Linked DNA regions of Homo sapiens: region 2 is linked to region 1. Evidence: chromatin loops called from intact Hi-C (ENCODE). Cell type or tissue: endothelial cell of umbilical vein. All regions are shown on one strand.

The links. Peaks named below come from ENCODE experiments on the same cell type or tissue, not always from the same donor. Only the 100,000 strongest peaks of a DNase experiment are listed, where the experiment ranks them.
Region 2: a loop joins it to region 1, with 9 times the contacts of the local background. A loop is called at or near these places in 10 of 110 quality-filtered maps.

The regions. Positions count from the first base shown.
Region 1 is chr11:86,356,641-86,364,640 of GRCh38, reverse strand. LOC105369421 (a long non-coding RNA gene) reads left to right here. Exons shown (of 5, transcript XR_007062826.1): 3 at 4,314-4,427. Among named protein-coding and RNA genes, the nearest start is that of CCDC81, 14 kb to the left of the region's middle. RefSeq lists an enhancer at 7,458-7,992. In endothelial cell of umbilical vein, a CTCF peak has its summit at 3,678 (motif pointing left); a DNase peak (open chromatin) is centred at 3,660; H3K27ac peaks cover 302 bases.
Region 2 is chr11:86,415,563-86,423,562 of GRCh38, reverse strand. It overlaps CCDC81 (coiled-coil domain containing 81), which reads right to left. Exons shown (of 15, transcript NM_001156474.2): 14 at 3,510-3,635; 15 at 457-989. The coding sequence ends at 848. Among named protein-coding and RNA genes, the nearest start is that of CCDC81, 45 kb to the right of the region's middle. In endothelial cell of umbilical vein, no CTCF peak of the experiment used is centred here; no DNase peak of the experiment used is centred here.

The DNA of each region.
Region 1 (8,000 bases):
TAGCAAGCTCTCTGGATACGAAGTCAGCACATGAAAACCAAGTATATTTCTATATACTATCAAGAAATGATCAGAAAATGAAATATTCTAAAATGTAATTTATAGTAACATTAAAAAATCAAATATTTAGGAACAAATTTAAGAAGAGTTCCACAAGGCTAATAGTGAAAACTACAAAATATTCCTGAGAGAAATTAAAAGTGACCTAAATAAATGAAGAGCTATATCATGTGCATGAATCAAAAGACTCAAAATTGATAAGATGTCAATTTCCCCCAATTTGATAAGTAGATTCAATGCAAACCCAACCTATAAAAACCCACATAAAATATTTGGTCGACATCAACAGGATAAATCTTAAATTATATGGAAATGCAAAGAACCTAAAATAGCCAAGAATAATCTTTCAGAAGAATAAAGTTGAAAACTTTACTATCAGATTTCGAGACTAACTATAAAGCGGCAGTAATTAAGACAAGGTGGTATTGGTGCAAGGAGAGGCAAATAGGCCAATGTAACAAAACAGAGTCCAGAAATACCCTCTACATATACATCATTTAGTTTATAACAAAGGTGTTACTACAATTCAATGGGGAAATGATAGTGTTTTTATTAAATGGTACTTCAACAACTGTATATCCATATGGGAAAGAAAATAAACTCTAACTCACAACAAATCCAAAACTTAATTCAAGGTGGATCATATTCTCTAATGTGAAATCTGAAACAGAAAGCTTTAGAAGAAAACAGAATAACTTCATAACTTTGGGGTAGACAATGATTTCTTAAACATGACAGAAAAAGCTCTAACCTTAAGAGACAAAATTGATAAATTTGACTTCATTAAAATTGAGAACCTCTATTATCAAAATACATTAGCAGGAAATTGAATAGGCAATTACAAAGTAGGAGAATATATTTGCAATACTTATATCTGTTAAAGGATTATATACATAAATAACTCTACGGATCAATAAGAAAGCTTTTTAAATGGGCAAAACACTTGAACAGGCACTCTTCAGAAAAGAAAGATAAACAAACATCTACCTTATGATGCAGCAATTCTGTTCCTAATTATATACCCCCTAAAATAACATATGAAGTACATATGTCTGTAAAAACTTTTACAACAATATTTAAAGCAGCTTTATACTTAATAACCAAAACTTGGCAACAGCCTAAACATCCACTAGCAGGTGAATGTATAAACAAATTGTTATTTATTCATACAATGGAATATAACACAACAATAAAAAAATAAACTACCACTGATATACAGAACATAGATAAATCTCCAAAATATTATGGTGAGCAAAAGAAGAGAGACATAAGAGTACAAACTGTATGACTGCATTTATGTGAAGCTTAAGACCCAGAAACTAACCTATTTGATAGAAGTCAGAATATTTATCTCTGCAAAGTAGAGTATTGACTGGGAGTTACTACAAGAGAGCTTCCTTGGAGGCTAAAAAATGTTCTGTATCTTGATATGATTGGTGGTTACAAAAGTGTATGCATTTGTAAAAATACATACATACTTAAGATTTATTTATTTTACTGTGTGTAAATTAAACTCGAATTTTAAGAGTATAGAGTGGCAGTTTACATACTCTCTCTCTCTCTCTCTCTCTCTCTCTCTCTCTATATATATATATATATATATATTTTTTTTTTTTTTTTTTTTTTTTTTTTTTTTTCTAGACAGAGTCTCGCTCTGTCACCCAGGCTGGAGTACAGTGGCACGATCTCGGCTCACTGCAAGCTACGCCTCCCGGGTTCACACCATTCTCCTGCCTCAGCCTCCCAAGTAGCTGGGACCACAGGCGCCCGCTACCACGCCCGGCTAAGTTTTTGTATTTTTTTTAGTAGAGATGGGGTTTCACCGAGTTAGCGAGCATGGTCTCACTCTCCTGACCTTGTGATCCGCCCGCCTCGGCTTCCCAGAGTGCTGGGATTACAGGCGTGAGCCACCGCGTCTGGCGCAGTTTACATACTATTTGGCACATTCCATGCACAGGCTTTGTGCAGCATGCTCTTTGGTATCAGGATATTCAAAATGTAAACCTTCTTAATCCCATCTAGGGACAAAATATAGCATAGTGGCTAAGAGTTTGGGTCTAAGAGTCAATTATTCTTAACAAAAATTTGTTGAGCTCCTTATTATGTGCCAGGCTCTGGTCTGGGTAGTGTGGTAATAAGCAGCAAACACAACCAAGAGCTTGTCCTAACAGAGATCATAGTCTAGGAGGAGATACAGACAATACAAATATAAATAATATAATAATGTTACAAAGAAAAATAAGGCAGGACAATTGGATGCACAGTGAGGTGTCTATTTCAGATGGATTAATGTAGCTTCTCTAAGATTACATTTGAGCAGAGACCTGAATGACGTGAAGAAGCCAGCCATGAGAATCTTTAGTGGAAAACTAAACCCTAGGCCTTTAATTTTGCTATTCTGGAAACCCTGAGCAGGCTATTCGATTTCTCTGTGTCTCTGTTTCACCATCCATAAAATGTTTATTATTTCCAGATGGTATTAAGGATTAAGTGAGATATATGTAAAGTGCCAACACAGTATCTGACATATCATAAGGATACAATATATAATTATTGTGTAAATCATGGAATAAAATGCAAACAGAATGCATCAGTGTTATAGGGTAGGAGCTTTTGCTTATTCTTTTTTTTTGGTTTTTTTTTTTTTTTTTTTTTTGAGATGGAGTCTCACCGTGTTGCCCAGGCTGGAGTGCAGTGGCACAAACTTGGCTCCCTGCAACCTTCATCTCCTGGGTTCAAGCCATTCCCCTGCCTCAGCCTCCCGAGTAGCTGAGATTACAGGCACCTGCCATCACAGCCTGCTAATTTTTGTATTTTTAGTAGAGACTGGGTTTCACCATGTTGGCCAGGTTGGTCTCAGACTCCTGACCTCACATGATCCACCCGCCTCGGCCTCCCAAAGCGCTGAGATTACAGGCATGAGCCCCCGTGCCTGGACACTTTTGCTTATTCTTCTGTATAAATAGTGTAAGTGTTCCATAAGCATCTGAGGTTCAGTGTATTTAATGTAATACCAGTTTTGCAATGCATCAGTTTCAATACACCTCTAGCACAGAAAAGGACAAGAAAATGGGGAAGCTAAAGAGCAAGGACTGGCTAAGGAAAACTGAGTATTCTGAGGGATAGAATCATAGTTGTTACCCTAAACAGATGGCCCGCTTTTCCAAGGTCAGGTCATATGATGCAGAATTGAGACAATCCCAATAATAAGCTAAACAATTGAATAACCATAGTTAAATCCAAATCTGTTTGTACATTTTTCACACCTTTGTTCATTCTATTTCCTCCACCTGAAATACTGTCCATTCCCAGCCTACAACCTGTGATTCCTAGAAGGCAATGTGCTTTCTTAAGCCTCTCTACTTCTGGTGGTTCTTTCTTAAATTGGAATTCCCCTCCCAATCTCTATCCTGTCCTTGGGTGCAAGCCTCAACTGTGGTTAAGGACGCCCTCCCCTGCCTATCTGTATAGCTAGGTTAGGCGTCCCTCATCTGGGCTTGCATTTCCCCAATATTTCTTGAATCACTGTTAAGTAAAAGAGCTTCCTAAATATGCAAGTGTTTGGGAATGTCCTCAGGATCCTTGTCCTCCATTCTATACATAAAGCACCATCTGGTGGTGAAAGAAGATGACTATACTTCTAGGTCACCAAGATGTGTTTTCTGTTTTCTGAGCTTTCAGAGAGCTTTTAAAATCATGTTAGAGGAAAAAAGCCACACTGACTTGCATAGAGATGTACCTATTGCCAAAGAACAGTTTTTCTTGAGTGAATGTTTTCTGCTTTCTTGCTCACTTCCATTTTCTACCACCCTTCTCCCTGTTTCCTTCCATCCTTATTTCTCAATTTCTTTCTCCTACATTTCAACTGGCCCACTGAAAACACAGTTCTGGCCAGGCACAGTGGCTCACGCCTGTAATCCCAGCACTTCGGGAGGCTGAGGCAGGTGGATAACTTGAAGTCAGGAGTTTGAGTCCAGCCTGGCCAGCATGGTGAAACCCTGTCTCTACTAAAACTACAAAAATTAGCCTGGCGTGGTGGCGTGTGCCTGTAGTCCCAGCTACTTGGGAGGCTAAGGCAGGAGAATGGCTTGAACCCAGGAGGCGGAGGTTGTGGTGAGCCGAGATCGTGCCATTGCACTCCAGCCTGGGTGACAGAGCTAGATTCCACCTCAAAAGAAAAAAACAGTTCTGGTTGGCATTTGTTTTGTTTTGGCTGCCCTAAGAGCCTCCACATTTCCTTTTGGAATTCACAGATCTACATTGTGTGTAATCTTAGTGGGGCTGCCATTCCTGGTGACTACATTCCATTACCAAAGCCGAAGGAAACAGATCCTTGCCCTCCTTGACTCTGCAGGACCAGGGGCCAGGTATGTGACCCAATATCAGTCATCAGATGCTCTTTCTGGGGCTCAGACTGTTGAGCTGTTGACAGGCAGACAGCAGGAAAATGTGGAAGTTATTTCCACAGGGATGGTATGCACTTTTCACTATCTTGCTTTAAGAAAATTGCCTGGGTTCCTAATGGCCAATCCCCCAGATCCCTCTTGATTCCTGCCCATTTCCAGGTCTGATTGTCCTAGCTCCCATCACTCTGAGCATCCCAACAGTCTTCCAATAATTTCCTTCTGCTTCAGTTAGTCCAAATCAATATCTGTGGCCTTGTCTGCTTACAAGTTTATAAAACCACTAAATATCCAACTAGTGTGGTGGCATAAAAGGAGACTATCCACCCCTCCACCCCATTATCAGAGAATAAACTTGAGGATTAAAGAGAAACATTTAAATCCTAGCTTTAGTTAACCAGGTTGCTTAAGTAGAGCCATGTGCCGTTAATGTGAGGGTCCTTTGAAATGGAAACCAGAAAAAGGAAAGGACAAATGTCAATAGGAAGATTAGATGTTTCTAATGTAGATTAGATTGCAGAGTGATGGAACGAAAATTAATCCTCAATTAATCCTCATAATGGCACATTGATTTGTGGTACTTTAGGGGGAAACCAGCTGCAGCTGGAAAGCACTCAGTGGACTCCCCCTGTTCTTCAGTCTTTACAGAATCTCTCTCCCTGAAGAGACAAATGGAGACAAAAAAGCAGAAAGAATACATGTGTACATCCAGTGGCTATATTAAGCAAGAAAATCTATGAAATGCAAAAGAAACTAGGGGCTGAAACTTTATTCGGAGGGCTAAAGGGTGGTTTGTGTAAAAGAAACGGAGAATTGCTCCTGAGATAGCCTGTCATCTGATGGCTTATGAGGTGAGGTTCTGCCTTCCTCTTGCTTAGAGGTGGGGAGAGACTAGACCAAAAGCTGAATGCCTGATCTCTGCCTATGGACTCCAAGTGACTCAGGAATGTTCACTTGACTCTTTAGTAAAGAACAGCTTGAAGCTCTATAAAGGTCTAGTTTGTACACAGAGAAAACAACCTATTTGGATCAGGGAAGCAGAACCCCACTCCATATGGCTGCTGACTGGCCTCCCCCTCACTGTGGCTCACTATAGAGGAGAAGTGTCAGTAGCTGGAGAGATTGTAAGGCTGATTCCCTTTCTGACTCCCTGGGATATCCCTTTCTCAGAAATACAGAGAAACTGTCAACGAAAGAGTTGACACTAGAAAATAAGTAGGGCATACCCAAGGGCATACTCAGTCACTGTGTCAGAGGCGTTTGAACCAGAGTGACTCCATTTTGAGTGAGGGCTAGGAAAATAAGACTGGGACTTGCTGGGCTGCATTCTCAGAAAATGAGGCATTCCTAGCCTCTAAATGTTTACGGTTAAGGGAACAAATTAATAATGTTTCCTAAACAGACCCAGACTTGGGAGTGTCCAGATATCCTGATATCTGGAGAAGAAAGGCATTCCTGATTTTGCTTTAAAGATAATAGTATCAATTCTTGCAAAATATAGTAATTAAGAAAATTAATCCTTTATCACAAACCCTTGTAGCAGAGCACATCTCCCCGTATATACAAGCATTGTACCTAGGGTGGACGCATTCCTCTTCTGACTTTCAGGAACGTCCTACTCTTATCAATGGAGTAGCTGTTCTTTCACCACTTTATTTTCTTAATAAACTTGCTTTTACTTTGCACTGTGGACTCGCCCTGAATTCTTTCTTGCATGATATCCAAGAACCCTCTCTTGGGGTCTGGATTGGGACCCCTCTCCTGTAACAACTGGTCCTCACTTCAATGCTTTATTGGACTGCTTTTGTTATTTGAGGCTTGAGGGTGTTAGCAAAAAAAAAGTCCAACTCTGTGAAATATTTGACGTGGTTTATTCTAAGCCAAATATGAGTGTCATGGCCTGTGACACAGCCTCAGGAGGTCCTGAGAACATGTGCCCAAGGTGGTTGGATTATAGCTTGGTTTTATACATTTTAGAGAGACAGAAGTTATAGGCAAAGACATAAATCAATACATGTAAGGTATAAAAGGCAGGATATCTTGAAGCAGAGAGTGGGGGATGTGGGTGGAGGAGTTCTTCCAGGTCATAGATGCATTCAAAGATTTTCTGATTGACGATTAAAAGGATTAAGCTTTGCTTGAGAAATGGAAGTCGACATAAAGAAATGCTTAAGATAAGGGGGGTTGTGGAAGCCAAGGTTCTTTTTATTTTATTTATTTATTTATTTATTTATTTTGAGACAAAGTCTCTCTCTGTTGCCCAAGCTGGCATGCAGTGGTGCAATCTCGGCTCACTGTAACCTCCGCCTCCCAGGTTCAAGCGATTCTCCTGCCTCAGCCTCCCAAGTAGCTGGAACTACAGGCACACACCACCATGCCTGGCTAATTTTTGTATTTTTTAGTAGAGACAGGGTTTCACTATGTTGGCCAGGCTGGTCTTGAGCTCCTGACCTCGTGATCAACCTGCTTTGGCCTCCCAAAGTGCTGGGATTACAAGCACGAGCTACCTCACCACCTGGAAGCCAAGGTTCTTGTTATGTAGATGAAGCCTGTAAGTAACAGGCTTCTGGGAGAATAGATAATAAATGTCTGTCAGACCTTAAAAGGTATTAAATCTCTCCTGGATTAGGAAAAGACTTGTAAAGAGAAGGGGATTCTCTAAAGAATGCAAATTTCCCCCACAGGAGACAGCTTTGCAGGGCCATTCCAAAATACGTCAAAGAAATATATTTTGGGATAAAATACTTTGATTTCCTTTAGGGCCGCTGTCATGTGATGTTATACCAGAGTCAGGCTGGAGTTGGGTATCTTATTACTAACAACAGTCTGTTTTATCAATCTTATGATTTCTGTTTTAATGTTAATGCTGGTCAGTTGTGCCTTAACTCCAAAGGGAGGAGGGCATAACAAAGCATGTCTGGCCTCAACCTCCACTTCCCATCATGGCCTTAACAAGTTTTTTATTTGGGATCCCCTTGGCCAAAAGGAGTCCATTCAGTAAGCTGAGTGGCTTAGAATTTTATTTTTGGTTTACAAGGGTATTATTACAGGAAAGGGGTCTGGATCCAGACCCCAAGAGAGGGTTCTTGGATCTCCCACAAGAAAGAATTCAAGGCGAGCCCATAAAGTGAAAGCAAGTTTATGAGGAAAGTAAAGGAATAAAAGAATCTCTGCTCCACAGACAGAGCAGCCCTGAGGGCTGCTGGTTGCCCATTTTTATGGTTATTTCTTGATGATATGCTAAACAAGGGGTGGATTATCCATGCCTCCCATTTTTAGACCATATATGGTAACTTCCTGATGTTGCCATGGCATGACATTGTCATGGTACTGGTGGGATTGCAGCAGTGAGGACAACCAGAGGTGACTCTCATTGCCATCTTGGTTTTGGTGGGTTTTAGCAAGCTTCTTTAGTGCAACCTATTTTATCAGCAAGGTCTTTATGACCTGTATCTTGTGCTGACCTCCTATCTCATCCTGGGACTAAGAATGCCTTAACCATCTGGGAATGCAGCCCCACTTTGCCTAGTTCCTATT
Region 2 (8,000 bases), 59 kb before region 1:
TAGGTGATTAAAGGAAAAGGGAGAGTCTAAAAACAGGGTTAGTAAAAACAAGGTTGGGCATTACAAAAGTATGAAGATAAACGAAGAAAGTTTTTAGTTGAGAACAGCCATACCTTAACTGAAAGTCAGTCCTCTGACAGGGAGTTAAGTCCTCTTGAACAGCACCTACAGCTTAAGAATGAATGCAAGTGAAGTAGTGGGAGACTCACCTCACAGTGCACAGTTACTCCAAGGGTGTAGAAATAGCTGGACAAGGGAATGATATCTTGGGAAGGCCCACTAAAGTCCCAGGTATGTCATCAATGAGAAAACTCAGGGAGCATTGTTCTGGCCTCCTGGGGGTAAATAGTCTAACCCATCTCTGTGATATTCACACATATACCCCTCTGGAAAAGTCTAGGACTGGGGGAAGAGGGAGGGGTAAAATGTACCATTATGAATTGTCATGCACAGTCAGGCGCTTAAAAAATATTTATTATTGCCACTATTCATTACAGATGAAAAAAGTTTTGTACACAAAGTCATGGAGCAGCAGCAGGGCTGGGTCAGCAGCACCCCAGCAGCCATAATGAAGCTGGATCCCATTCCCAGCCCCTGTGCAGCAGGTTCTAGCCCTCAGGACCATTCAGACACCTTCACTGCCATCAGAAACTAGTATAGGAAATAATTGGGGGTGGGAGGAAAGCAGGAGTGAATTCAATAAGGGCTTAACAAGCAATCTAATGAAAGCACCAAACCTAAACAATGATTTTTTTCTCTGAGGTAAAAATACGCAGTTTCACAATCACCCCCAAACATGTAAAAGATAAAAACTTTCCCCGGGAAACGAAGAGCCAAACTTTGAGTTTTACACAAGCAACCGGGAGCCAGGCAGGAACTTGTTCAGGGGCCACAGGTTGCTCTCGCCCACGTTGGAGGTGCGCCTCTGGCATTGCTTGCAGCGCCGATACTTCTCACACTGGTCTAGGAGAAACAGCTTGTCTGAAGCCCTGAGGAGAGGAGAGCAAATGCCGATCAGCAGGTTCCTGGAGTTCCTGGAGGCCCAACTTGGAAGCTGGTATGGCAGGAGGTACACAAAAGAAAAGTGACACCTTGCGTTCTCTGCCTGTATGCTGCAGTTCACCCCATCCTGGCATCCCCTGCTTCCAGACTTCTGCTGGCTTGTCGTTCTCTACTAAATAAAAAGCCACGACTTGTGCCTTCACAACAGTCTGACCCTACCCCTCCCCAGCCTCAACCACCCAAGCCCACAGAGAACTTGCCGAAGGTCACACAGCCAGCAGACAGTGGCTCCAAAGCCTCTCTGTTGACTGCTTTCCCACGTGGATTACACCTCTACCTGTTGAGCTCCTGGGAGACAGTATTTGAGAGGCAGATCAACCATTAAGTTGCTGGTTATCAGCTAACAACAGCAGAGAGTTGAGAGGACTTACAATGAACTATCCCAGGAGGCCAGAAGCCTCTGGAGAGTTAAGGGCAGGAGAGGGAGTGGAGACAAAGAGGAAGACAAAAGCAACTAAAAGCAGAAATAAAGAGGCAGTAGTAACTGACTTTCCCCTTTGATGGTTTTTCTTCGTTACGCAAAACAGTCCCTCATGTGCTCCTCTACCCCATCAAAATTTCTCCATGGGTGGATTTTTTTTTTTTTTTTTGAGACTAGGTCTCCCTCTGTCACCAGCCTGGAGTGTGCGATCACAGCTCACTGCAGCCTCGACTTCCTGGGCTCCAGCGATCCTCCCACCTCAGCCTCCAGAGTAGCTGGAATGACAGGTGTGCACCACCACACCCAGCTAATTTTTGTACTTTTGGTAGAGATGGGGTTTCACCATGTTTGCTCAGGCTGGTCTCAAACTTCTGAACTCTAGCAATCCATCTGCCTCAGCCTCCTAAAGTGCTGTGATTACAGGCATGAGCCATGGCATCCAGCCAGAATTCTGTTTAAGAAGGATGATCGGCCGGGCGCGGTGGCTTACGCCTGTAATCCCAGCACTTTGGGAGGCCGAGGCGGGCGGATTGCGAGGTCAGGAGATCAAGACCATCCTGGCTAACACGGTGAAACCCTGTCTCTACTAAAAAACACAAAAAATTAGCCAGGCCTGGTGGCAGGCGCCTGTAGCCCCAGCTAGTCGGGATGCTGAGGCAGGAGAATGGCATGAACCCAGGAGACGGAGCTTGCAGTGAGCCGAGATCGCGCCACTGCACTCCAGCCTGTGCGACAGAGTGAGACACCATCTCAAAAAAAAAAGGATTATCAAGGGCAGTCTTAAAAGAAAAAAGAATAAACTACCTTGGAAGTGAGCAGGGGAAGACCTACCTGGCTTGGTAATGGAACAGAGTATCATGTGCTAACTGCATACATATGGACTTTGGTTTTACTTTTGCTTTATTTTCTTTTTGTGCCAACCAATTCCTTCTTGCTACTGCTGCGTGCTCAAGTCTCTGTCCACACTTGGCCTAGGTCCTCAGAGAAGTCTGCTCCACGATATACCAGGAGTAGATTTGTTAGCCTGCCACTCAACATTATTTCCTGTGTCTCCTCAGTCCTTTATCACCATGTTGGCCAAGCACTCTTCCTAGACACAACTAAAATCTCCCTGGCATTAATCTCACTGACTTTTACCTGCCTTCCCAAATCACTGAGAAAATTGAAATCCCCAACTGCCCTTTCCTCTCCTTTTCTCTAAGCCAAATGAGTCCACTTCTCCTTTGGAACCTATTTTCCACGTCATCACTCATACTTTCATTGTCACAAAATATGGGTTCTACTCATTAGAAAGACAGGTGAGAAATGCTTTACAAGAAAACCTAAAAGGAAAAGGAGAGTTACAGATCAAGATCCATTCTACAAATTTTATCCATGATTAAAAACTGATAATTGGCAATTTAAACTATTATTTTGGTATATTTGGGTTTTAATAACTTGATTGTATAGACTTGATCTGTTTCATCACATTTTTAACATGCTATAAAATCATACCTTACATTCGTATTTTAATTTTTTTTCAAGATGTAATACAACAGTAGTGATGTGAATATTTAAGCTGAGGATTGGGCAGGCATATAATAATTTCAGAAAGATGCTCTTGGTTGGCTCCATAATAGGCATCTTACTTTTCCAATTGCCAATCTTACAACCCCTGACCCTGCTCTTAAATAACGATTCTCTAAGCCTTGAAAACGTTCAGATTGGAAACTCACTCCCCCTACTTCCAAATAGTTATTTCCAAAGAGAATCTTCACTCTCCACAAAAAGCAAATAAAGCCACCCTAAGCAGAGGCAAATATTAGAGCACGGTTAGTAAATACCTAGCATACAACTCAGCATTCTCCAATCCCATGTCTGTAACAGACATTTCTAATCAATCACGGCAGTATTTCCCATGGAATACAGACTTGCTTTCTCCACAAGGTTCTCTAGGCAGCCACTGCTAATCAAGTGGAGTTCCACTTGAAACCTGTTGCTGTCCCACAAGGAGCAGGAGAATTTTGGGGTTCCAATCAGGCATTACCGTTCAAAAGCCTTGTCCTCCAGGTCTCGCTGCTTCTTCATCGCAGCACTCCTTTCCCAGTCCTCCTGTAAGCATTGGTTGACTCTATTTACTCGCTCCAGCTCAGCGGTTCTGTCTGCCAAGTGCCTGGAGAGAAAAGAACAGCCTGGCTCCATAATACTTGGAAGAGCATGCACCAAATTTGGGAGCCCCATTCCTTTTATGTTAAACAAAAAAAACCTTCTGGTTTTGTTCACTACTCTGAAATATACTAAAAAGCATGAACACTGTAAAAGCATACTGAAATTCCTAGCTCTCAAATAATTTATGGATCAAAGGTCTTTTATCTTCAATCCTGGTTTGATTTAATAGGATTGAAACCTTTTTCCAGTTAACAACTTCAACCTGTAAAACCATTAATTTCCTTTGAGGCTAATTTAACTTATCTGAAGAATCATCCCAAATGGATTTCCTATACTCTGTTTCTTTCCTTTTAGTCCAGCCTCTCAGCTGCCAGTACTCAGCCTACCAGTCACTGCAGACATATTACAAGGCAAAATAGATAGGTATACAAATGAAAGTCTACAAAAAGAGAAAATAAACACAAGTGACTAAGCAAGGGAAAAGAAAATAGAGAAAACATTAACATTGTGAAGAAGGCAAGAAAATAAAACAGGAATGTTTGGTGAAGGCCATGTCATCGAAGAAGTGACTGCAGTATAATCTCTGTCTTCAAAGGGAGATATTCCCAGTGTTGTGTTTCTATCACTGGTCTCCAAACACTCCATCACTACTGTTGTGAATCACCTTAAGCCTGGTTCTGATTATGTGTCTATTTCTTGCTAAACTGAAACCTTTGCTGTCAGTTCTCACTGAAATCTAGAAGGAGCTTCACAAAATGTAACTGTTGATGTAGCCTGCTCTGAAGGGCTTTGTGTTACAGGTACCAACGACCACTGGGTGTCAGGATCCTCCAATAAAAATCAGTTAATGTCCTCTATACTGTCTCACTTTTTCCTTAAACGGCACACCTTTTCATCTAACAAGCATTGATTGAACAGCTATTGTATGGTTATTATAAAGACTAAATGATACACAGGAAGTGCCAGTGCCTATCATGTAACTGGAGCTCAATGACTGAAGAGTACCTATTACTTTTTTCATAAGTTATTTTTCTTTTCGTAGATTTTTTTTTTGTGGTTTAAAAAAACACATAACAAAATTTACTATCTTAACCATTTCCAAGTGTACAGTTACTTAGTGTTAAATACATTCATGTTATGCACCCAATCTCCAGAACGCCTTCACGTTACAAAACTAAAACTACACCCATTAAACAACTCCCCATTTCTGCCTCCTCTAGCCCTTGGCAACCAACATTCTACTTTCTGTTTCTATGAATTTTACTTCTCTGGATAACTCATATAAGTGGAGTCATACAGTATTTTGTCTTTTTGTGACTTGTTTATTTCACTTAACATAATGACCTTGAGGGTCATCCACAGTGTAGCATGTGTTAGAACTTTCTTCCTTTTTAAAAGTGAATAACAATTCCATTGTACAGTGTATATATATACCCACACTACATTTTGTTTATCCATTCATCTGTCGGTGGACACCTGGGATGCTTCTACTTCTTGGCTGTTACAAAAAGTGCTGCTATGAACATGGCTGTACAGATATCTTTTGAGATCAGCTTTCAATTTTTTTGAATACATATCCAGAAGGGGAATTACTGGATGATACAGTAGTTCTATTTTTAATTTTTTGAGGAACCACCATACTGTTTTCCATAGCAACTGTACCATTTTATGTTTGCACCAACAGTACACAAAGGTTTCTACTTCTCACTAACGCGTGTTATTTTTTTTCATAGTAGCTATCCTGATGGATGTGACATGGTATCTCACTGTGATTGTGGTTTGCACTTTCATAATAATTTGTGGTGTTAATCATTTTTTCATTTGCTTGTTGGCCATTATTATGTTATTTTTTTAAGGATAGGTTAAAATAATTTTAAATGCCCAGAAAGTAAGAAAATGAGGCAGAGATTGTGCAGGGGACAACTAGCATTCTCACAACATTGCTGAGAAGCGAGTTGCTATGCCTTCTTAGAAATGTAACTGTCAGTTTCTGGTAATATTTCAAATGTATCATACATTAGCCAGGAGTGGTGGCATGCACCTGTAGTCCCAGCTACTCATGAGGCTGAGGCATGAGAATCACTTGAACCCAGGAGGCAGAGGTTTCAGTGAGCCAAGATCGCACCACTGCACTCCAGCCTGGGCGACAGAGTGAGACTCTGTCTCAAAAAAACAAAAAAAAAAAGGAAAATTAGATGTACCGTACATTGGACACAGCAGCCCCACTTTTGGGAATTTATCTGATAGAAACAAAAGAACCAGTATAAAAATATATATTAAAAATGTTTAATACAAAATATCTGGAAACAAAGTGAATGTTCATCAATAATGCAAAAGTTAAATTATTATACATCTATATTATAGATAATATGCTGCTATTAAAGAAGAATGAATCTCATATATATGTACTGAGTTGTATATGACATTGCTAGGTTAAAGAAAGATTAGTTTGCAGAGTAATATATAAGATCTCATAGACTATTTCATTTACAAAAGTAGAAGGAAAAATATATGTGCATATTGCTTAAAAAGGAAAAATTGTTTAAATTTTTTTATAAATAATTAAGGTTAATATGTAACCTACTTTTAAATTATTTTTTACAAAAAAAATTTAAAAAATTTTCCTATTTAAGCAATATGCACATATGTATTGGCTACTTAGTAGGGGAGATTATTAACCTTTTTTTTTTTTTTTGAGGCAATCTCTGTCGCCCAGGCTGAAGTGCAGTGGCGCAATCTCAGCTCACTGCAACCTCTGCCTCCCAGGTTCAAGCATTCTTGTGCCTCAGCCACCCGAATAGCTGGGATTACAGGCGCACACCAACACGCCCAGCTAATTTTTGTATTTTTAGTAATGACGGGGTTTCACCATGTTGCCCAGGCTGGTCTCAAACTCCTGGGCTCAAGTGATCTGCCTGCCTCGGTCTCCCAAAGTGCTAGGATTACAGGCATGAGCCACCGTGCCCGGCTAACCTTCAATTGACTTCTTTTAATGAGCATGAATTGTTACTTTTGAAAATAAGAGCAAAAAGAAAAAAAACAAGTATAAATAGCTTAGCAGTCCTGTCTGGATCACCCTGACTAAATTATCCCCTCTGAAAGAAAGTGGCCTTCTATGAGTCACAAGACAATCTGAGATCACATGTTAAGATGAACCAGAGAAGGACCAGGGAGTTGGAAAAGATAAGGGAAGTGAGAGAATCTGCCATAACCAGTAAAGAATATGTAAATAGAAAACAAGGATCTGACCAATACAGAAACAGGGATGTGTTCAGAGCTTTACAGTTTCCGAAAATGCTCTCACATACATAATCTCATCTAATTCTCCCAGTAAGGTTAGGAGGGGCAGATGTGATTATCCTTCTTTCTCATATGAGGACAATAAGGCTCAGAGACCTTACATGTGATCTGGCCCAAGTCATACAACTTAAAAGTGACACTTTAACCCTCCAAGTTTAGGAAATAACTAGAGAAGCCAACAGATAGAAGCAGAAGAGGAAGTAGCAATAGTCTTAGCAACAAATACAGAGGGTCCCATATCTGGCTATGGAAAGCACACTTTGCTTCCCACTATGGGACAAGTGATGGTGGTTCTGCTGTTATAAAACAGAAGCTAAAGAGGAGCTGAATGCTTACCTAAGGGAATAAATTTTTTTAAAAAATCAGTGGGAAAGACATCTTCCTTTCAGGCATGTTTAGGCTTTACAAATATATCAGATAAAGGACTTATATACAGAATATATAAAGAACTTTCAAAACTCAACAATAAGAAAAGAGTTTATAAAATAAGCAAAAGATTTGGATTGATACATTATACCCTTAACCAAAGAAGATACACGGATGGCAAATAGGCACATGAAATGATGTTCAACATCACTAGTCATTAAAGAAATCCAAATTAAAGCATGAGACACCACTATGCACCTGTTAGAACAGCCAAAATTAAAAAGACTGATCAGGCTGGGTGCTGTGGCTCACACCTGTAATCCCAACACTTTGGGAAGCTGAGGCAGGAGGATTGCTTGAACCCTGAAGTTCAAGACCAGCCTGGGTAACATAGTGAGACCCTGTCTCCCCAAAAAGTTTAAAAATTAGCTGGGCGTGCTGGCACTCGCCTATAGTCCCAGCTACTCCAGAGGCTGAGGTGGGAGAACTGCTCGAGTCCAGGATGTTGAGGCTGCAGTGAGCCATGATCATGCCACTGCACTCCAGCCTGGGTGACAGAGCAAAACCCTGTCTCAATCAATAAAATAAAATAAAGACTGATTACACCAAGTTCTGGGAATGATGGGGAGGACTAGAACTCTCATATGCTATTGGTTGGGAATGTAAAGTAGTACAGCCACTTTGGAAAACACTAAAGTGTCAA